Regions from separate parts of the Homo sapiens genome. Here region 2 is linked to region 1. Evidence: chromatin loops called from intact Hi-C (ENCODE). Cell type or tissue: Caco-2. All regions are shown on one strand. Each heading gives the region's core, and the rest is flanking DNA. Links, peaks and the distances in the headings are about the cores only. Region 1 has its middle 15 kb from the start of MIR3671. Region 2 overlaps LINC01359 (long intergenic non-protein coding RNA 1359).

Region 1 (11,412 bases), core at 3,322-8,321:
ATCACTTAAGCCCAGGAGTTCGAGGTTGCAGTGATCTGTAATTATGCCACTGCACTCCAGCCTGGGTGACAGAGCAAGCAAGACCTCATCTCAAAAAGAAAAAGAAAAACAATTGAGAAAAAAGCTATGCAAATATATCAAAAGCTGTGATGGTAGGAAAAAGGGGTGTGTGTGTGTTTTCTATATTGTTCAAAATCATATGAAGTTTTTTTGTTTGTTTGTTTTTAGAGATGGGGGGGGTCTCATTATTTTGCCCAGGCTGGCCTCAAACTCCTGGCTCAACTCCTCCTGCCTCAGCCTCCCAAGTAGCTGGGACTACAGGTGTGCACCACCGTGCCCAGCTTGTATTAAGTTCTTGAGAAAAATTTGAGAGCTCTTAAAAATCCCCTTTATTAAAATATTTGATAGAATTTTCAAGTTTCAGAACTTAAAATAATTTTAGAAGTCAATAAGTATAGATTTTCATTTCTTCAGACTGTACATTTCTAGTGATAATGAGCTCTCTGCTCTCTAATATAAAGTAACTGTACCCAGGTAGGAAGATCGCTTGAGCCCAGGAGCTGGAGACCAGCCTGCACAACATAGAAAGACCCCATCTCTAGAAAGAATTTAAAAATTTAGCCAGGAGTGGTGGCATGTGCCTATAGTCTTAGCTACTCGGGAGGCTGAGGCAAGAGGATCGCTCCTCTTGCCAGGAGGTCAAGGCTGCAGTGAGCTGTGATGACACCATTGTACTCCAGCCTGGGCAACAGAGTGAGACCTTGTTTCTGAAGAAGAAAATAATAAATAAAACAAATAAATCAATAAAGTCTCTATAAAGTGGCTGCCCACCCTCTGCTTGAACAACTTTGGGGACCTAAGTGCCCAAGTTGCTCCTATGATTGGCTTGTTACAAAGTTCTGCCTCACATTATGTCTGTAGTTTCTTCCCCTTAGCTCTAGTTTTCCCTGTTGAGGTCAAGTCTATCCCTTCTTACGTGGGAATGTTTGGGGCCATCCGGGTGCACAACCTGTGCAACAGGGCACTGTGTCCAGAAGGGCCCCAAGCTTGGTTTAATGCTCTTATGTTGCCATTTTGAAATTCTTTTTCTTTTTTCTTTTCTTTTTTTTTTTTTTTTTGAGACAGAGTTTTGCTCTTGTTGCCCAGGCTGGAGTACAATGGCGCGATCTCAGCTCACTGCAACCTCTGCCTCCCGGGGTCAAGCAATTCTCCTGCCTCAGCTTGCTGAGTAGCTGGGATTACAGGCATGTGCCACCACGCCCAGCTAATTTTTGCATTTTTAGTAGAGACGGGGCTTCCCCATGTTGGTCAGGCTGGTCTGGAACTCCCGACCTCAGGTGATCTGCCCGCCTCGGCCTCCCAAAGTGCTAGAATTACAGGCGTGAGCCACCATGCCCAGCCATTCCATTTTGAAATTCTTAATACTTTTTTGAAGAAGGGGACCCACTTTTTCAGTTTGCACTGGGCCCCACAAATTATGTAGCCAGTCATGAAAATATTTCACATAACTTTTATGTCAAACCTCCCCATTCCTTTAGACATCTTTGTTTGTTTGTTTTGAGACAAGGTCTCACTCTGTCACCCAGGCTGGAGTGCATTGGCATGATCTTGGCTCACTGCAACCTCCGCCTCCCAGGTTCAAGCAATTCTCATGCCTCAGCCTCCTGAGTAGCTGGGATTACAGGTGCCCACCACCACACCCAGCTAATTTTTGTACTTTTAGTAGAGACGGGTTTTGCCATGTTGGCCACGCTGATCTCAAACTCCTGGCCTCAAGTGATCTGCCCACCTTGGCCTCCCAAAGTGCTGGGATTACAGGCGTGAGCCACCGCACCCAGTCTTGTGTGTGTGTGTGTGTGTGTGTGTTTGTGTGTGTTTGTGTAGAGACAGGATCTCGCTATGCTGCCTAGGTTGGTCTCAAACTCCTGGCCTCAAGCAATCCTCCTGCCTCAGCCTCCCAAAATGCTGGGATTACAGGCTTGAGCCGCCACACCCAGCCAGTACACACACACATACATATTAACCTCATCTGATAGTTTGAGATAATAGATGGGAAAGTGTTTTGAACAGTAAAAGTCCTATGAAAATGCAAGGGGGCCAGGTGTGCCACCACTGCCAACCTAGACATCCTTTTGACCATGCCAGTTGCTCTCTTTGTTCCCACAACTCACTACAGACTCTAGATATGATTGAGTCAGTGTGGAGTATAGAGATAACTCAAACAACCTTGTTATAAAAGTTCCTAGTATGTATGTTTTTAGTAATAGATAATGCTTATCCAATGTTTCCTATATGGCAGGCATTATGTTAAATACATTATATGTGTTATTTAGTCCTCACCACCATCTTTCTAGTTAAGAAACAGATTTATCTTCAGTTTACAGATAAGTAAACTGTGGCTTCGAGAGGTTACATCATTTGTAAGCTACTACAGTCAATAGGTGGCAGAAAGAAACTCAAACCCAGGTTTGACTGACTCTTTTACACTATATTCTACTATGGCTTCTCTCAAATTATTAGAGGTATTCACACTATTTGGGGACACTAAAGGCAACACACATTGAGCTGCGTACCAGTGGTGATCTTACTGTCAATGACTTTTGATCTAGGGTGATTCAGCAGGAAAGGTATTTTTGGATGCTGACTGAGCTTCTCCGACACAGCCATTGCCTTTTCCAGGGTTATGTGTTCTATTTGGTTCCTTCCTGAGGATTCCCCCCATTCCCCTAGGCTTAGCCTCTGTATTAGTTTCCAATAGCTGCTGTAAGAAACTACCACAAACTTAGTGTCTTAAAAACAACACAAGTTGTTTTTAAGGTCAAAAGTCTGAAATGCGAAGAGGCACAGTGGCTTACACCTGTAATCCCAGCACTTTGGGAGGCTGCAGCGGGTGGATCACCTGAGGTCAGGAGTTCAAGACCAGCCTGGCCAACATGGCAAAACCCTGTCTCTACAAAAAATATAAAAATTAGCCAGACATGGTGGTGGGCACCTATAATCCCAGCTACTCGGGAGGCTGAGGCAGGAGAATCCCTTGAAATTAGGAGGTGGAGGTTGTAGTGAGCCAAGATTGCCCCACCACACTCCAGCCTGGGCAACTAGAGCAAGACCCTGTCTCCAAAAAAAAAAAAAAGAAGTCTGAAATTGGGCCTCAAAGGGCTAACATCAAGGTGCTAGCACAGATGCTTTCCTTCTGGAGGCTCTGGAAAGAATCTGTTCCTTGACCTTTCTATCGTCTAGAGGCCACCTGCCTTCTGTGGCTCGAGGCCACTTCACTCCAGCCTGTGCTTCTGTCATCACATCTTCTCCGACTCTCCTGCTTCCCACTTGTAAGAACCCTGTGATTACCCTGACCCACCTGGGTAATCCATAGTAATCTCTCGACCTTACAATCGGGATGAGCAACCTTCATTCCATCTGCAACCAGAATTCCCTCTGGCATTTAACATAACGTGTTCTCAGGTTCCAGGGATCAGAATGTGGACCTTTATTCTACGGACCATTATTCTGTCCACAACAATCTCCCTACTCAGCCCTCACATACACACACATGCCCAGGTCCCCCTGTGCTCTGGATTTCAGGGCCTTCCCCATCCCACTCACCTACCCATAGTGGCGCTCTGGTTTTTCTGTATTCATTCAACAAACATTTATAGAACACCTATTATGTCCTAGGCATTTTGCGAGGGGCAAGGGATACCACGAAAAAAAACATAGTCCTGCTTTGAAGGACCTCACATTTCAGAGGAGCTGACAGAAAAATCATGAAACACAAGAAAACATGGCAAATATTGGGGTGGGGTAAAGGAAGCCCAGGAAGTGAAGTTTTTATATAGGACTTGGGGTCTGGGGAGGGCAGGGATATACAAAGATGTATATCATCGCTCCTGTTGCTATCACAGATCCATCATTTCAATGTAGTGGGTATCATCACGGAAAAAGAGGGCCTGCAATCTGGGCTCAGGATTTCCTGAAATGTCAAGTGCCCAAACTGATGGCAGGCAGAGCTGGACTGCTCAGAGACCACAAAGTGCAGGGACACCAGACCTCCTGAAGGCCTGGCTGTCGCACGGGTCGGAGCAGCCAGCAAGAGCTCCTTATTACCGTGGCGAGGAGACCGCGCCAAGTGGAAAAAGCTATTTACAGTGTTGAAGGGGGAAGGGCTCATCCCAGTGGGTGATTTTCTCATTTCCCCAGGCTGAACCTGACCTAAAACAAACTTTCATTTTCAAAGCTGAAAGGGGAAAACTTGCTACATACACAAAGATGGAGTTTTAGTTCCTCTGCATCTCAAATGTGGAGTCTGAGGAAAGAGCCAGTACCCCGTAAGCACTGGATGTTTTCTGTTTTAGATACTGTATCAGCCCAGGACCCTGGATATGCCTAGCGACCCACCTGTGCTCCAACCTGTGCTCTCTGTGTCGTCTCCTACCTGATGGCCTCTGTGTAACCCTTATCATAGCAAACACAGAAGCGATCATCTGATTCTGTATGTTCCTGTACACAGACATTTCACAGGAACCATGGGGCGCTAGTTTCCAGCTCTGTACTGAACTCTACTGTCTCCTTTCAGAAACACAAGCAAATACTTATACTATATATACATACAGTTGGTCCTCCCATCTGAAGATTCAACCAGCCATGGATCAAAAATATCTGGGCTGGGCACGGTGGCTCACGCCTGTAATCCCAGCACTTTGGGAGGCCAAGGTGGGTGGATCACCTGAGTTCAGGAGTTCTAGACCAGCCTGGCCAACATGGTAAAACCCCGTCTCTAGCAAAAATACAAAAAATTAGCCAGGCATGTTGGCAGATGCCTATAATCGCAGCTACTACTTGGGAGGCTGAGGCAGGAGAATCACTTGAATCCAGGAGGCGGAGGTTGCAGTGAGCAGAGATCTCACCACTGCACTCCAGCCTGGGCAAGAAGAGCAAAACTCTGTCTCAAAACAAAACAAAACAAAACAAAAAAATCTGGAAAAGAAAAACAAAACAAAAAAACCCTCAAAACAGAAAACACTATAAGAATAAAAAATAACGAATTTTAAAGCAGTACAGTATAACAACTATTTACATAGCATTTACATTGTATTAGGTATTAGAGGCAGTCTAGAGATGATTGAAAGTATACGAGAGGATGTGCATGGGGTAAATGCAAATATTATCCCGTTTATTATCAGGAACTTCAGCTTCCATAGATTTTGCTACCTGAGGGAATCCTGAACCAATCTCCCTCAGATACTGAAGGACAACTGTATATACTTTTCATTTTCTTAGTCTTAGTTATGAAAAACCAGGCACTCTTATTTAACACACACACACACACACACACACACACACAAACACACCCCAGAAATTTCTTTTTACAGTTGCTCATACACAAAAAGCATAGAGAAGACTGAATTCATGTTACATCAGGTGACTTGGTGAAATAACTGGTGTTTCATATAGGGCTTTAGAGTTGGCCGAAGGTTGTCCTGGCCACTGAATTTTCTCCTTATAACAACCTTATGGAATAGCTGTCTTTGATGCGGGTCCAGTAAGTACTAGGTACCTGTCAAATCCAGAGTCCTCTTCTGAGAGCACTGACTCAACGGGGACTTTTCATTTTTTACTATGTTTGATAAAATAACTTCTGTTCTTGGTCTACAGAGAACTAAACTGAGGATGAGTTCAACTCTCTGCTTTTCTGCTTTTAGTCCCTATCTGCTAGGTGGTCATCAGCCTCAGCCAGAACACCTCTATCGCATGGGCATCACCTCCAAGGCAAGCTCCGGCTTCAGTTTGTTCTGACTGATGGCCAGAGAGAGAAGTGTAAAGATTCTCCTAGTGCTTCTGCAAGAGAACCACAGAGAGGAAAACACCTTTCAAGGAGTTTGGTGTGGGCCCATTACAGGTTCTCTATGTTGGAAATGACAAACCAACCCAATCAGATCCTTTCTGCAGGACAATATGAATGACAGGTGGTCTCAGAAAAAGTAGATCATGGAATCTAATGTTTTTCACTCAAAACAGTGCATGAGACCTGCTGTTTATCCCAATCGCAGAAATATGAGGACTTGGAGTTACTCTGTGACTAAAGAAGACATGGTATTGCATCTTTGTAATTAGCCTCCATTAATAAGGGGAATATAATATAAAGTCCTAATTTTTATGCCTATTCTAAAGGTGAGGAGATGGAGTCTCAGAGATATGAAGTAATCCACAAGGTCTCCTAGCTAGGAAGTGGCACCTACTTTCAATAACCTTGGTTACAGATTTTCATTAATAATAAAACAAACTCAATAGAAAAACTTTTTTAAATGTATAGACTTCAGATAATAAAAACAAAAACCTATACCACAATTTGGATGAATCTCCAGGGAGTTATTCTACATTGAAAAAAAGCCAATTCCAAAATGTTACATAGCATATGATTATATATATATATAGTTTGTTTTTGTTTTTTGTTTTTGAGACAAAGTCTTGCTCTGTTGCCCAGGCTGGACTGGAGTGGCATAATCTTGGCTCACTGCAACCTCTGCCTCCCAGACTCAAGTGATTCTCCCACCTCAGCCTCCTGAGTAGCTGGGACTACAGGCATGCACCACCACACCTGGCTAATTTTTTTTTTTTTTTTTTTTTTTTTGCTTGTTTGTTTGTTTAGATGGAGTCTCCCTCTGTTGCCCAGGCTGGAGTGCAGTGGCACAATCGCAGCTCACTGCAACCTCCGCCTCCTGGAGTCAACAATTCTCCTGCCTCAGCCTCCCAAGTAGCTGGGATTACAGGGGCCCACCACCACACCTGGCTAATTTTTGTATTTTTAATAAAGATAGGGTTTCACCATGTTGGCCAGGCTGGTCTCGAACTCCTGACCTCAAGTGATCCACCCGCCTTGGCCTCCAAAAGTGCTGGGATTACAGACGTGAGTCACCGCACCTGGCTGAATTTTTGTATTTTTTAAGAGATGAGGTTACACTGTGTTGGCCAGGCTGGTCTCAAACTCCTGACCCCAGGTAATCCACCTGCCTCGGCCTCCCAAAATGCTGGGATTACAGGTGTAAACCACTGTGCCCAGCCCTATTTACGTAACATTTTTGAAAGGACATAATTTTAGAAAGCAAGGATAGACTAGTGGTTGGCAAAGGTTAGAGATATGGATGGGGCTGGGTTTGGAGGCTCAGCAGGCTGGGACCCTGAACTGGTGATGTGGAGATGGTTGTTTCTGCTTTTTGGCAAAGTGCAGAGTGAGCTTTAGGTCAGATGTTTTTCAGTGAGCCCATCACAGGAAATCCTTGGCTTTCAGGACAATTTCTGAGCTTATTGTCTACCTTAGAGAAAGTAAATGAAGTTGCAAGTTTTTCAAATGGGTTAGTGTGACATTAGGATTAATACCTACGTACCTGCCTGTAGAAAAAGAATGCTTATGGCAGCTTGGTGCTGTAGAGAGTCAACGTGACTTTTAAGTGAAGGTGAAGATTGATGACAATCTGCAAACCACTGCACCTGTGTGGTGGAAAGTCAGGGTGACCAGATGGCTTGGGAAGTGGAGCCTGAAAGAGTAGTTCCAATTTGGTCTTGTTGTTTTTGCTGAGCTGGTGGCTGTTTGTAGCCAACAGGCCAACGGCAAGGGGAGAGATGTACACGCAGTTTGGGCGGCAGTACAAGAGAGGAGTGAAGCAAAAGAGGACAACTGAGTGCAACAGCAAGATTCATAGCTCCAGCAGGCTGTGTCCTGCTGTCACCCTTGGAGACTGTGATGCCCTGGGCAAGTCTTTTCTCTGAGTTTGATTCTCTGTTTGTAAAACATAACAATGAACTGTTGCCCAGCCTACATTACCAGGTTGTTGGAACAAATGGAATGATGCAGGTAAAAATATTGTGTGATTATAGACTAGTAATGGGATTTGGTAGCATTCCAAATCTAGTGGTCCCTAAATAAATAATTTCTGTACCTATGTTTTAGAAAGTAAGTCAACTCAGTCTGAAGACTGGTGGGTCCACGGTCCTCGGTCAGCACCGCTAAATGACTGGGTCTTGGCAGTGCCTGTCACACTCACCATGAGTTCTTGTATTGGGTCATACAGCTGGGGAGGAAGAAGGCATGATGGCCACATCAAAGCTGAGCTCTAATAACTGCAGCGGACTTCTTACTTTGCTCCCATGGCTGATCTCTGGCCCAAAGCCAAGCATATAGCAAGTCTAATGAATGAATGAATGCTTATCTAATTTAGTGAAGGGTTTTTTTTTCTCCTTTTCTGCTTAGGTAATTTGGTCAGTTACTAAGATTGGAAGTGACAGACAGGAGAAGAGAGACTATCACAGTGGGTAAGGGTCTAGCTAAAGACCCTCTGGGAGAGTGGCAGTTAGAGTTCAAAAACCTTCTCTGTGATGTGGCATTTGTGTGGTGGGAAGCATGAAAGCATGGTGGGAAGCATGAAATCATGGTGGCTCTGGAGTCAGGGGGTTGTGTGAGTGACCTAGCTTTATCCTCTGTGAGCCACAGTTTCTGCATCTGTGCAATGGTGATGATGACAGTGCCCTCCTCATAGAACTGTCATGAGGACTAAATGAGATCAACAGATATAGAACAGCTGGCACAAGCAGGAACACAATAATATGGGCCCTTTCCTTTCTCTTTCCCCTCTTCACATGATAGGAAAAAGATGTCATCACTCCTTTAAAATATCTCTCTTGCAAGTTTTTGAGAGAGAATGAAAATGGGAGCCTCAAATAGCTAAGCTTATCCTCTTTATAGCTCCTGGAAGTAAATCTTATCAAGCTTGGGATTTGGAGTCAGACAAACATAGCTTCAGATCCAAGCTCCACCAATTACAAGCTATGTGATCTTAAACACATCAGTTAATCTCTTCTAATCTGTCTTCTCAAGAGCTAAATCATATCTAAGAATATGGTTGTTTAGAAAGTTAAATGGGTGGTGTATGTAAAGTGTCTAGGACAGTATCTTATACACAGTCAGAACTCAATAAGTGGTCACTCTTTTAAGAACTGTCTTGGGTGTGGCACAGGGAGTGCACAGAAAAATGGAGAGCAGAGTGTCCACAGACATCACTATTATTTTTCATAATCATCAGCAATCCTTGGTTCCACCTGTGCAGTACTTTCTTCCCACTAGAGTTCAACAATAGTTTACTTTGAAAGACTTGGGGGATATGAATGAACAACAGGGTGGTATGATGCACTCCCAATACCCCACCTGCAGGCCCGGATGAGGCCCTTAAGTCAGACACGGACAAGCTGGAGGCCATGCCAAAGGGAGCCCACAGGATGGAAAACGGCTGGAAAGATGCCAAGCCAGGAGTGTCTGAGGGACTGGGACAAGAGACACCCACTGAGGAGTATAAGTAAACCAAGATTATATTTTCCTTTATTTCGTCATTCTTAAAGGGGAGGACTCAGACCAACGTTTGGAAGTTACCTGGAGATAAAATTCAGCTTGATACAAAGAATTTTCTGACAATGCAGCCATTCAATGACAGTGTAGCTGTCCATCAGTGGAACAGGCCATTTGGTTGAAGGAGACCTGAGTCCCAGAATCTGGCACTGGGGATGGGGCTGAAGGGGGTAGGTAGGCTGGTTCAAATAGCTCCCAGGTCTCTCACAGCTCTGAAATTCTGGTTTTTTGTGTTTTTAGTAGAGATGGAGTTTCACCATGTTGGTCAGGCTGGTGTCGAACTCCTGGCCTCAAGTGATCCACTCGCCTCAGTCTCCCAAAGTGCTGGGATTACAGGTGTGAGCCACCGCAGTGTGAGCCACCGCATCCAGCCCCAACCTCTTTTTTTTTTTTTTTTTTTGGTTAACTTTTTCATTTCAGTGTCAGGCACAATGGCCCACACCTGTAATCCCAGCACTTTGACAGGCTGAGGGAGGATCACTTGAGGCCTGGAGTTCAAGACCAGCCTAGGCAACACAGTGAGATCCCATCGCTATAGGAAAAAAAAAATAGCTAGGCATCTTGGCACATACCTGTAGTCCTAGTTACTTGGAGGCTGAGGCAAGAGGATAGCTTGAGCCCAGGAGTTGGAGTCAACAGTGACCTACGATTATGCCATTGAACTCTAGCCTGGGTAAAACCCTGTCTCCAAAAAATTTTTTTTGTTTCATTCTAACCATACAGTGGGGGAAAGGAAGCTACTGTTACCATGAATACTTAAAAACTGATTTTGAAATTAAAAATAACTACTTCCCCTTTGAAACACATTATTTAATCCCATGAACCTCAGTTTCCATATCTGTAAATGGGATGATATTTACCTATATAGATTGTTCATTAATTCAAAAACATTTGAACCTGGTCCTACTTGGTAGGGACTTATCTCATAACTAAAAAGTCATACAAGGCTGGGCGCGATGGCTCACGCCTGTAATCCCAGCACTTTGGGAGGCCAAGACGGGCAAATCACAAGGTCAGGAGATCGAGACCATCCTGGCTAACACGGTGAAACCCCGTCTCTACTAAAAATACAAAACAATTAGCCGGGCGTGGTGGCAGGTGCGTGTAGTCCCAGCTACTCGGGAGGCTGAGGCAGGAGAATGGCGTGAACCTGGGAGGCGGAGCTTGCAGTGCGCCGAGATCACGCCACTGCACTCCAGCCCGGGCAACAGAGCGAGACTTCATCTCAAAAAAAAAAAAAAGTCATACAGATCGCACAGAGCTTACATTCTAGTGGAGTCAGGCAGCGTTAAACACAGTAAGTATACTGAAGTACGTTAGTGTGGACGTACTGTGTGCAAGTGTTAATGCTATGAACAAATAAGGCAGAAAAAGGGACAGGGAGGGGGATGTGGCTTCTGTGAAAGAATTGAGATAATACAGGTAAAAAAAAAATCAGTTGTGGACAGTTCAATAGAAAGTCCTCAAACAATGTTAAGCTATTACTACCACAGGGACTTCTGAGCCCACGGACCTACAGTTAAGTGCATCATCCCACTTCTGAATTATTAAATAGGTGACGTATATTCAAAGAAAAAAACCAAACAGGAGTAGATCCTGATGTTGTTTGCAGGTGGAAGAAAAGAATCAATGAAAATGTCATGATTTGGGGGTTCTGGCATAGCCTCATTTGTCAAGGATGCTGATAAGAATCTGTGGAAAATTTAGAAATGCAGAAACCTGGGCTTGAACTGAGTGACATCAGGTAAGTGACCTAGTTTTTCTAGGTCTTCATTTTCCCTGCATTTGACCAGGGCTGTTGTGACACTCAGTTGTAACATGTAAAATACCAGACACACAGCAGGTATCGCTAGCATATATTATTATTACCATTGTCCAAACAAGCTCATCTGCATTTTCAGAGACTTTCAATGTGCTCAGGATGAAAAAATAAGGCAGTATTTCTCAGGAGGGCACATTCCACAATCATGTGTTACTAGGAGTTGGACTAAGGTCGCTTGTTATGAGAACACACGAGG
Region 2 (11,412 bases), core at 4,379-9,378, 60 kb before region 1:
GCAAGAGTACACTGAGTTTGGGGACCAGGATCTTTACCACTTGATTAACACAGAGTTTTGGGGACTGGAAGGACAGTTCCCATTGGGTCACTGGGAGTGATGGTAAGTGGGACCACGCCTACTTTGACCCCTTTGATCCTAGATCCATTTATTCTTTTTATTGTGGACACAGTGCCATATAGAGGTCTCTGATTCAATGCATATCCTGTAGAATGTCATCCCAGCCTATTAGAGGGTTGCCTCCTATCGCTGCAGGTGTGCTTTTCCAAGGCCATTTCCACACTCTGTGAAGTCAGCTCCTCTGGGTGGTGTTATGTATGACCTGTGGACCCCACAGTCATGGACCCATGCATTTTGAGATTTTATGTAGCATCTTTTTTGGCTACATATTTGCCTCTAAAGAACACTATGCACTATTAACCGTCTTTGCAATTCCTGCAGATCAAGCCACCTTGGCTGCTCCTCTGACCTTGTTGGTTATTATGGTAATTGTGACCTCATGGCTTCTGGGAGTTACACACTTCCAATTGGTCTCCATTCCTTGGCCAGAGTCCCCATCATACACATGGCTGTTAAGGAGCTCAGCTCTGGGATCACTCTCCTACTTTCAGCAATGCCCTGCAGAGGAGGCTATTATTATACTTCTTAGTGACGCCAATGTCTCTCTCAACAGTGTATTCTTAATGGTCTTAGTGAATAGCGTGTTCTTTGGGCCTCACATGGAACATAATCCTCAGTGGGTCTTCTGGTCTTACATGATATTTCCATCCTAACATGCCCCTTCCCTCAGCCTTTTAATCCTTCCTATACCTTCTGCCAGGGCAACTTGGGCTTCTCCACTTTACCCAGGTTAACAACCACCTTTTCCAGGCTTCTAAGAGCCACCCCACGATAAGTTTACCCTCATTCTCTAGGGTCCTTGCTGGGGTATTAGATCGTGTGTCTTGAAAGAGTGCCCTTAAGTCTGAGCTCCAGAAATAGCTATACTTCTCTTGGGCAATGTTCCTTATCACTTACATACCTGATTGTATTTCTCCCTTTGATCTGATTGCTAAGAAGTTCAGAATCAAATTTTAATCATACATCTATTACATATACAGGATACAGATACATAGAAACTTATAACATGTACTTTCTATATTGTCCTCACAACAGCTTCATCTTGTTTGTTTGTTTGTTTGTTTGTTTGTTGAGATAGGATCTCCCTCTGTCGCCCAAGCTGGAGTGTAGTGGCACAACCACAGCTCACTCCAGCCTTGACCTCCTGGCTCAGGCCATCCTCCCACCTCAGCCTCCCAAGTAGCTATGACTGCAAGTGCATGCCACCACACCCAGCTAAATTTTGTTTCATTTTTTGTAGAGATGAGGTCTTGCTATGTTGCCTAGGCTGGTCTCGAACCCCTGGGCTCAAGCAGTCCTCCTGTCTCAGCATCCCAAAGTACTGGGATTACAGGCATGAGCCACTGCACCCAGCCATCTTTTTTTTTTTTTTTAGATGGAGTCTTGCTCTGTGGAGCAATCTTGGCTCACTGCAAGCTCTGCCTCCTGGGTTCCTGCCATTCTCCTGCCTCAGCCTCCCGACTAGGTGGGACTACAGGCATCCACCACCATGCCCGGCTAATTTTTTGTGTTTTTAATAGAGACGGGGGTTTCACCGTGTTAGCAAGGATGGTCTCAATCTCCTGACCTCATGATCTACACGTCTTGGCCTCCCAAAGTGCTGGGATTACAGGCGTGAGCCACCGCGCCTGACCCTAATTTTTAACTTATTTTCACTTCATACTGAATCTCTTACTTGCATTTGTTGAACACACTATCTGCCCAGCACTGTGCTAAGTACATATGTGTTATCTCATTTAATCCTGGCTTCCCTACTGTGGGATCTTGAGCAAGATACTGAATTTCCATAAGCTTTAATTTCATCGTCATCGGTAAGTAAGGATGATACTAATGTCCACTTTGTAGAATTATAATGAGGATTAACGATGGTAGTTAATGTCAGTAGTTATTAAAATATACTTGGCTGGACGTGGTGGCTCACGCCTGTAACCCCAACACTTTGGGAGGCTGAGGCAGGCAGATCATGAGGTCAAGAGATTGAGACCATCCTGGCCAACGTGGTGAAACCCCGTCTCTACTAAAAATACAAAAATTAGCTGGGCGTGGTGGTGCGCGCCTGTAGTCCCAGCTACTCAAGAGGCTGAGGCAGGAGAATTGCTTGAACTCAAGAGGCACACGTTGCAGTGAGCCGAGATCACACCACTGCACTCCAGCCTGGGCAGCAGAGCAAGACTACATCTCAAAAATAAAACAAACAAAGAAAAAAACACTCAAATCTTTTTGCCTAAAACAACTCAAAATATCTGATTTAATTATTGTATAGGATGTCAATGTAGTAATGTCCAGAAAGATAAACATTAGTTTATTATAAAAACACTTAACATACAGAGCAGAATAAGTGTTACTAATCTTATTTATTATGGCTTTAATCTAATTGAAGGCTTTCGTGGTTCCTATAATTAACGGCAACATAACAGAATCAATAAAGCTTAAGACATAATGAATGTCCATATAGAACACTCTTTTATGGGGTTTTTCTTAAATAGGTAAATGAGATGATGGCCTCCTCTGAGGCCAGTGAGCCCAAGGATGCTTTACTTCAAAATCCATTCAGTTTTACAGGAATATCAGATTGCTCTGGGCTGACTTACTAGCCGTAATAACAAGGCTTATTCTACTCCTGGGATTTAGTATACTGTATTAATAATTTAAAAACCTTATAAGCAGATGCTATTCTGACAATCAAGGCCGGGGTGCTAGAAAGGCTGCTGGATCAGAAAGCAGGACACTTGCATGCTGGATGAGCTCTTTGATAGATTAAAAAAAAAAAAAAACTTAGGGTGGTCTTTTTACTGTCTCTGAGCTCAGATATCTCCTTAGTTTGGATCACATTATTTTATGATACCTATCAGCATCAAAATTCCGTGCATCTTTATTGTTTTAACTTTACTGTGTCCACGTACAGGTTATTGGCCACGAAATCATGTATGCATTTGACAAGTGGGATAACTGAAGTGTAAAGTTTAAATTACATTCCAAAAAGCAATAGGAAAATAAATTGTAGCTGAACAAGAACTGGCCAGGCACAGTGGCTCCTGCCGGTAATCCCAGCACTTTGGGAGGCCAAGGCAGGAGGATCACTTGAGGAGTTTAAGACCAGCCTGGGCAACATAGTGAGACCTCCTCTCTATAAAAAAAAATGAATAAATAAAAATTAGCCATGTACAATGGTGTGCAGCTATAGCTGCAACTACTTGGAAGCTGAGGTGGGAGGATTGCTTGACCCCAGGAGTTCGAGGCTGTAGTGAGCTATGCTCATGCCATTGCACCCCAGAATGGGTGACAGAGTGAGACCTCACTTCTAAAAAAAAGAAATAAAATGAAATAAAAATAGAAAAGAATTAGATGTGACTTCTTCCCAAGTTCTAATATTCTCTTATTCTGCTAGGAGAGTGATACATAGAAATTATATATTCTCAGAGGTCTATGGCATCCAACACTTTAAGTCAATTCAGCAAATACTTACTCAGTACAAGTATGTGCCAAGCACTGTGTTAATTTTTTATAACATGATGCAGGATACATATGATCAGTAACAATCAACTGATCAGCTACATGTATAGGGTACTATACTAGGCCCTTGGCAGGGGTGGCCACTCTTCCTGTAGTGTGTAGAGGAAAAGGCAAGACATCCATCTGAAAAATAGATAATCAAGCATCAAATGGCTGATACAGACATAAATGTCATAAGATTTCAGAGACAGGAAACATTACCGAAAATCCAGATAGACTTCATGGGGCTTGTGAAATGTGAACCGAACCGTGAAGGACACTGAAAAAGAGGCAGGAAAGTGTCAGGCCTATTTAATTGGCATTTATATCCTTCCCAGAATTGTTAAGATTAGGTTTATTTTTGTGTCTGAAATGCACGTGTATTGTCTTCCCTCAATTTTAGGTACCACGACAGCAGAAACCATGTATAATACAATATTTATATTGATTCAGCATGACAGATATTTGTAGAGCATCTACTATACGTCAGACACTGTACTAAGTAAGCTTTGGAGGGGAGGGAAAGGTCAAGAAGGAAAGAGAAAAGACTTGGAGATAAAACTCAGAAGTCAGATGAGACCTGTTTGTTGCTGAAAGATCTGGGTAAACTTGGTTTGAACTCTCAACACGGTGCCTGGACTGTGGAAGTGTAAAGCCCTTTCAAGAGTGAGGTAACTTCTGGAGGGACACTTCCACCTCCTCATTCTACTCTGTTTTGCACCATGTTACAATGAAGGCACTCACACAAAGCTCCCTGGGTTTGGCAGCCATCCCTGAAGATGTAGGTAGGTAGGAATCACAGCTCTGCTGCCCTGGTGGCTGCTTTCTCCATTTTCCCTCTGCCCTCCCTCCTTTTGCCCTCGCGTTCTCCATTGCAGATTGCCCCCCAAAATTTCCAAAACCTCCCTGCAGTATGCACAGCAAGTTGACCCTCCTCTAACAGCTGGATCCTTGGTCTCAATTTTCTTTTTTTTTTTTAAACTCTTTTTTTATATATATATATACTTTAAGTTTTAGGGTACATGTGCACAACGTGCCGGTTTGTCACATATGTATACATGTGCCATGTTGGTGTGCTGCACCCATTAACTCGTCATTTACATTAGGTATACCTCCTAATGCTATCCCACCCTCCTCCCCCTACCCCACGACAGGCCCTGGTGTGTGATGTTCCCCTTCCTGTGTCCGAGAGTTCTCATTGTTCAGTTCCCACCTATGGAGTGAGAACATGCGGTGTTTGGTTTTTTGTCCTTGCGATAGTTTGCTGAGAATGATGGTTTCCAGCTTCATCCATGTCCCTACAAAGGACATGAACTCATCATTTTTTATGGCTGCATAGTATTCCATGGTGTATATGTGCCACATTTTCTTAATCCAGTCTATCATTGTTGGGCATCAATTTTCTACCTCAAGCATTTTCCAACCTATTTATTCTATTACACCTAATTTCTCAACTGATTTTTTCCAAGCCTAGATGCTTCTATTTTCAGGAAGAAATATGGCACCAGCTGTAAAACAATGGCGATATTGTCTCCACCTTGTTACACAGAGATAAGTGCCCTGGTAACTCTAAGAGAAACCCACAGGGCTATGAAGGGACAGAAAGAGAAAGTACAGGAAATGAGTCAGGAAGGGTTTTTTGGACCTTTCTAAGTGATCTCTCTCTCTGTCCTGAATTCACACAGTATTTATTGCCTACATCATTCCTTGGAAACGTGTCTTTTAATGCCTTCTATTGCTGTTTGTCTTTCCTTCTGTTGGTGCTATATCTCCTTGACCAGATGTTTTGCAGTTCCAGTACGGCAGGCTTTTCCCTTCACCCCTGGAACGCTCGTGGCACCTGGCCCAGTGCCTCCAGGGTAAAATGGGCCTCACTGATTGGTCTGTTGAGCCTCAACCTGTGGGAGCTTTATGATTTGCCTAGTTTCACAAGACCTTCCCTAAATTTTCCTAAAAATGCCACATGGCAGGTGTTTGTTTCAATTAAAATAAATTAAAATATCTCTAAGAATGCACTGAGTATTTAATCAATTTGCTTGAGATGGCTGGAGATGTCCACTCAAATTCCAGCAATGAGGACCTGGAAAGGACTAACATGTATTTAAGTACCCTTACCTCCCAGCCATCTGCTTTCATTCTCAAAATCACCTTTTGAGGTGAGATTAGGTGATTTGCCAGTGTTTACACTATTACACAGCAGGAACTGAAGTTTTAACAGGGCACACCTAGCTTCAAAGCTCCTGTTCTTTTCACTGTCTCACACTCCAGGATAATAATGCCCCTTTAGAGATATTCAAATTTTCATCATCACTAAGAAGAGCACTTATCCACTAGGATGCAAACTAAACAAACTATCCCAACAGTTAGTGTCCTGGAGATGTAAAAAGAAAGTTGACTCCATGAACTTGAACAAGTGGCTTCACCTTTCCGAGCTTCCAGTTACTTATCTGTACATATACAATTCTACAGAGTTGATGTCAACACTAAGTTAAATAACACACACACACACACACGCACACACACACGCACACACACGCACACACACACACATACAACCAGGGAAGCAGTCTTTCTGTTGGCTGAAAAAGATCAACTGTATTCTTTGAAGATTTCGAGTGTTAAGTTAAAATCCTCCTTCCTTTTACAGAGTGTAAAATGGGAGCTGACACTCAGGTCTGACATTCAGATGAGTTGGGCAGGTGTCTTTTAACTGAGTTAACGCATTATGTGATTTGGGAGGGGCATTAGCTGACTCACACAAGAGCAGATTAACCATTACCCCAACATCACACAGCAGCAGCCACAGTCCGGGAGGTAAATTGGCACCACCATCCATATTCTTTGAAGCCCTTCTCCACAGTAACTACCATTGCCCCTCAAACAGGGCCCTTTCAGATTATTGCAATCAGCCCAGGTAGGAGGTAAAAGGGTTGAAGGTATGACCATTATAAAATACGAGGAAGTTCTCTGGGGGAGGATTTGGGGGAATGGAACCACTCTCCCCAGTCCCTTAATGACACCAAGTCCTGCTGGCTTATGTCTCTAAGACCACAGGCTTGGCAGTGAATGAGAGCTGAGTTTTAGCTCTGCTTCATCCTAGTTGTGTGGCTGTGAGTAGTACATTACTACTTTAAATCTCAGTTTTTTAATCTGTAAAATGGGAGTGATAATATTTTCTGTCTTTTTTTTTCATGTGTACATTCAGAATTTTTATCTTAAAACAAAGAAGCACCAGAGTAACATTAATAAGAGAAAATCCATATGAAAATATTCACAGTCTGGTCAGTGAGAAATGAGAAAACAACTTCCCTGCCTTACTGTCCACCCGCTGTTTGAGGAGCCAGAAGTAGAGGTGAAGTTGGAAGAAGGTCACCTTTTCCAGCTAAACCCCACTGCTATGTGCATTTTTATTCGACGCCTCAACAACCAGAGGGAACAGTGAGAACTGAGAACCAAAATACTGTTCAAGCATTTTACTTTAGCAAGCATTCAGCTAAAGGGTCTGAGATGTGTAAGCACCAAGAAGGGAAAGGGAGATCCAGCAACATAGGAAAAAGGGGGCTGTGGGAATAAACACAGAGCAAATAAGTCAACAATAACCTACTTCCACCCAGAGCAAAGTGACAGTGCACATACATTCATACTCTCAAGTATGGGCTACACTGCACACTGACTCATACTATCTCAAACATGGCCTATTGGAAAGATTCAATCCCCCTAAGGGCACTCGGCACAGGACCACGGTGGTCATGGTAACAGACATAGACAAGCATGCCGTGACCCTGAAGCAACAACACACGTTAGATAATAATCGTTCAGAAAAAAATCTTCTCCCAGAGCTGAGGCTACAAATTCCAAGTCAGCTATAAACATTCTTTCTGGAATTCCTTTAAAGATATGGGTCAAAGTAAAACAAAAATCAACACCTAAAATCTCCTAAAGAACAAAATGGAGAAATGACGAACCTCTACCAAGAACCAATTATTTTAGGTTTCTCATTTGGATGGCTCTACCACCAGATGGGTGGTGGGGTTACTTAAAAAGTAATGAGTCTACTACAAGGGGAAGGAGTTGTTTGGTCCAGTGAGAAGGAACAGGCTTTCTAGAAATAACTTTCCCTGCCCTGGACTCCATCCAAAATTAGAACCCATCAACTGCCATTAACTACAATGCCCATCTTGGTTAATAATCCTGGACTTCAAGTAATACTACATATAAACTATAATTTTAAAGAAAAAAGTTCCAAAAGAAATCAGTAGCTTTATTATATAGGCATATGACTTTTCTGAGAAATTAAACTTAAGAGTTTCCACCTGAAGGACAGAAATTGTTAAGAGGTAATGTGCAGATCTCAGGCACCACATCATTTACCCTCCAATAATTAACTACATTTCTCCCTAAATTCTCCTTATTGCACCTTAACCGCTCCAGCATCAAATCTTCTACTCTATAACCTCTTTTAAACACCTCCTTTTAACCTCAGTTTCCTTATGTTTTCATTATTTGGCAAAATTACACTTAAAACATAATATTTATGTAATTAAACCAGGAGGTAAAAATAAATAAAACTCAAGTTAATTTGCTGTGTACAGCTGTATGGAAGTGAGGAAGGTGCTCTTACATAAACCCTGTCTGCCTTCCCACAGTGTGTGTGTATCTGCTTCCTGGTAAGTCTGCGGTTGGGGGAACTGCACCTTACTTTTCCTCCCCTATATCCCCTAGAGGGCAATATTAGAACCCAAGGGAGAAGAGCTGGCAAAGTTGTCGTATCCCAAGTGGTCAATCCCTCCTGAAATGAAGGGTAGGTTCACTTGGTCTCTCCTACGCAGAAGAGAATGTCCAAGAAATGAAATATTTTAAAAGCCATTGAAAATTCAACAAGCTCCAGTCTTGTTGAGGGAGAAAGGAATCAAGTAGCAGCATTCAGAAGCAGCCCTGGGTTCATCCTTATGAGGTCTCTCCCTCATTCAGGGAGGTGGCTTTCCCTTGCTGGGAGGGAGGTTGAAGGAGGCATGATTTAGACATTGGTGGTGGTCTCCTTAGCAGGCTGGATACTGTTCATCTCCATGACACAGTCCTTCCAGATCTATTTGCATCGTGTGCCTGCCCCTCAAAGGCCTATGTGATATCCTTGAAAGTCCTGTAACACATCTCAGGGACTTTGAAGAAGGTAAAGATCAAGAAGGTAATGAGGAAGTCGGTGAAGATAATAAAAACGTAGGCTCCTAAATAGTAAGCAGCAGAAGGGAAAAGCAATCTGACTAGGAAGTTGGAGGTCCAGGTGGAGCAGCCGGCCACTGCCATCACAGCTGGGCCAGGGCCCTGGCTGAAGAGTTCAGCCACAATAAACCAGGGAATGTGGTCTGGCCCAATTTCAAAGAAGACCACAAAGACCAAGATAGCCCCAATACAGACAAAGCTTATCCCATTACACTCATCCTTCAATAACAAACAAACAGACATGAGGATGGAACAAAAAGCCATCCCTCCAAGGCCTATCATATGTAGAGTCCTTCTTACTGCCCTTTCCACTAGAAATAGGGAAACTATAGTGAAGATAGTATTAACCACACCCACACCAATGGTGACACAGATGGGCTCTTGAACACCTGCACCCTTAAAGATTCCTGTTGAGTAATAGAACACAGTATTGATTACAGAGAGCTGCTGAGAGAGCTGGAGCATGATGGAAATGATGATGGGCTGTCGGTAGCTGGATACTCTAAAGAGCTCCAGCACAGTGACTTGCTTTTCTTGTGCCATCCTTGCACTCTCATCTTTCATCTCCTGGATGTCTTGGGATACATCCTGGGTGCCCCACAACCACTGGAGGATCTCCTTAGCATTCTCCTCTTCTTTTCTGTTAATGAGCAAGAATCTGGGACTTTCAGGGCAAAAAGGAAGGGCTGCACTTTGTAGCATAGCAGGAGAGATGGGAAAGCCTAATAGCACAGGCCATAGGTCTTCAGACCCCAGGATGAATTCCAGATCAAAGATCTGGGCCACCAGAATTCCAACAACAATGCCCAGCTGGTTGAGAGTGCCAAAGACACCTTGCAGGCCAATAGGTGAGATGTCTCCGATGTACGTGGGCACAAAACCTGTGCAGAGTCTGCAGAAGAGGCCAATAACCAAGTAGGCCAGGATCAGTATTTCAACCAACTCAGCTACTTTACACAGTCCCATAAGGCAGCCACCAGTGGCAGCCAACAGGTTGACAGTAAGCATTGAATTACGCCTGTCAAAGCTGTTGACAAACAGTCCAACAGAAAAGGAGCTAATCATACAACCAATGGAGAATATGGCCATAGACAAGCACCAAAGGGACAAGCACAACATCTCAGAGGGAGGGGTATTTGCCTTGTCCTTCAAAGTGTTGATAAATTCCCTTATGATCATCTCAGGAGCATTGATGACCCCAGTGTTGTAGCCAAATTGGAAAGAGCCGATTGTAGCAATTGTGATGGCGAAGATCAGAGATGGGGTGACCTTCTATGTCCCCCATGGCCTCAATCTAATTGTTTTTTTTTTTTTTGGACAGAGTTTCACTCTTGTTGCTCAGCCTGGAGTGCAGTGGGGCGATCTCAGCTCACTGCAACCTCTGCCTCCCGGGTTCAGGCGATTCTCCTGCCTCAGCCTCCCAAATAGCTGGCATTATAGGTGTGCACAACCACACCCTGTTAATTTTTTGTATTTTTAGTAGAGATAGGGTTTCAAGATGTTAGCCAGGCTGGTCTCGAACTCCTGACTTCAGGTGACTCACCCACCTCGGCCTCCCAAAGTGCTGGGATTACAGGTGTGAGCCACTGTACCTGGCCCCTAATCTAATTCTTTTCAAGTCTTTAAGAAAGATCTAGGAGTGTGATTCCAGAGACACCTTTTTCAACCAATGAAACCTTCAAAATTTCCTTCTCGGCAGCAAGTTTTCTCCAGGTCCTCAGGAATGCTCTAAAACTCTCACCATTACAGCATCTCCTATTTTCTATCTTCTAAAGTTGTTGTGAAGATTAAGTTAAATAATAAGCTGGGTGCAGTGGCTCATGTCTGTAATCCCAGCACTTTGGAGGGCTGAGGCAAGAAGATCACTTGAGCCCAGGTGTTATTCAAGACCAGCCTGGGAAACAGAGAGAGACCGTCTCTACAAAAAAATGGTGTTGCATGCCTGTAGTCCCAGCTACTTGGGAGGCTGAGGTGGGAGGCTTGAGCCCAGGAGGTCAAGGCTGCAGTGAGCCATGATTGTGCCACTGCCCTCCAGCCTGGGTGACAGAGTGAGACACTGCCCAACAGCCACCCCCCACCCAAAAAAAAAATATAAAGCACTTAGTACAGTATCTGGCATATTGTAAGCTCTTTATAAAGTTGATTATTATTTTATTATTAGCAGGGACCAAGGCCTTAACGTTGTAAGATGCAGGGAAATAACAAAAGGAAAGAAAGGCTCCCTGTTGCTGAAGCAGCCATTGCCACAGTCAGGTGCACAAGGTCTAGCACAATTTGGCTCCCAGCCAATCTTACCCTACGGTTACCTGCACGCACTCCCTGAAAACTTCCTTAGTTCCTCAAGGTAGGCAGAATTCCTCCTTTAGTTTCCCAGAGTACTTTGCATGTACTTTTCTACTTTCCCTTATCACAATCCATTCTATTTTGCTTGCATATCTATTCACTCTACCCTACCTTATCCCAGGCTGTGAGTTTATGGACAGCAGGAACCAAGCAGTCATCCTTGTATTTGCAGCCATAGGCATTCTGTAAGTATTGGATGAGGATGGAAGGATAGATGGATAGACAGACAGATAAGGA

The links. A loop is a pair of places that touch in the nucleus more often than their neighbours do. Peaks named below come from ENCODE experiments on the same cell type or tissue, not always from the same donor. Only the 100,000 strongest peaks of a DNase experiment are listed, where the experiment ranks them.
Region 2: it touches region 1 in a loop (2.7-fold over the local background); 2 of 110 quality-filtered maps call a loop at or near these places.

Annotation. Positions count from the first base shown.
Region 1 is chr1:65,037,098-65,048,509 of GRCh38, forward strand. It overlaps a transcript of JAK1 not described here. Among named protein-coding and RNA genes, the nearest start is that of MIR3671, 15 kb to the right of the region's middle. In Caco-2, for the core only: no CTCF peak of the experiment used is centred there; no DNase peak of the experiment used is centred there.
Region 2 is chr1:64,975,977-64,987,388 of GRCh38, forward strand. It overlaps LINC01359 (long intergenic non-protein coding RNA 1359), which reads right to left. Exons shown (of 7, transcript NR_119383.1): 5 at 11,287-11,412; 6 at 3,835-3,892; 7 at 3,601-3,756. It also overlaps a transcript of JAK1 not described here and the pseudogene SLC2A3P2. Among named protein-coding and RNA genes, the nearest start is that of JAK1, 15 kb to the left of the region's middle. In Caco-2, for the core only: no CTCF peak of the experiment used is centred there; a DNase peak (open chromatin) is centred at 7,355.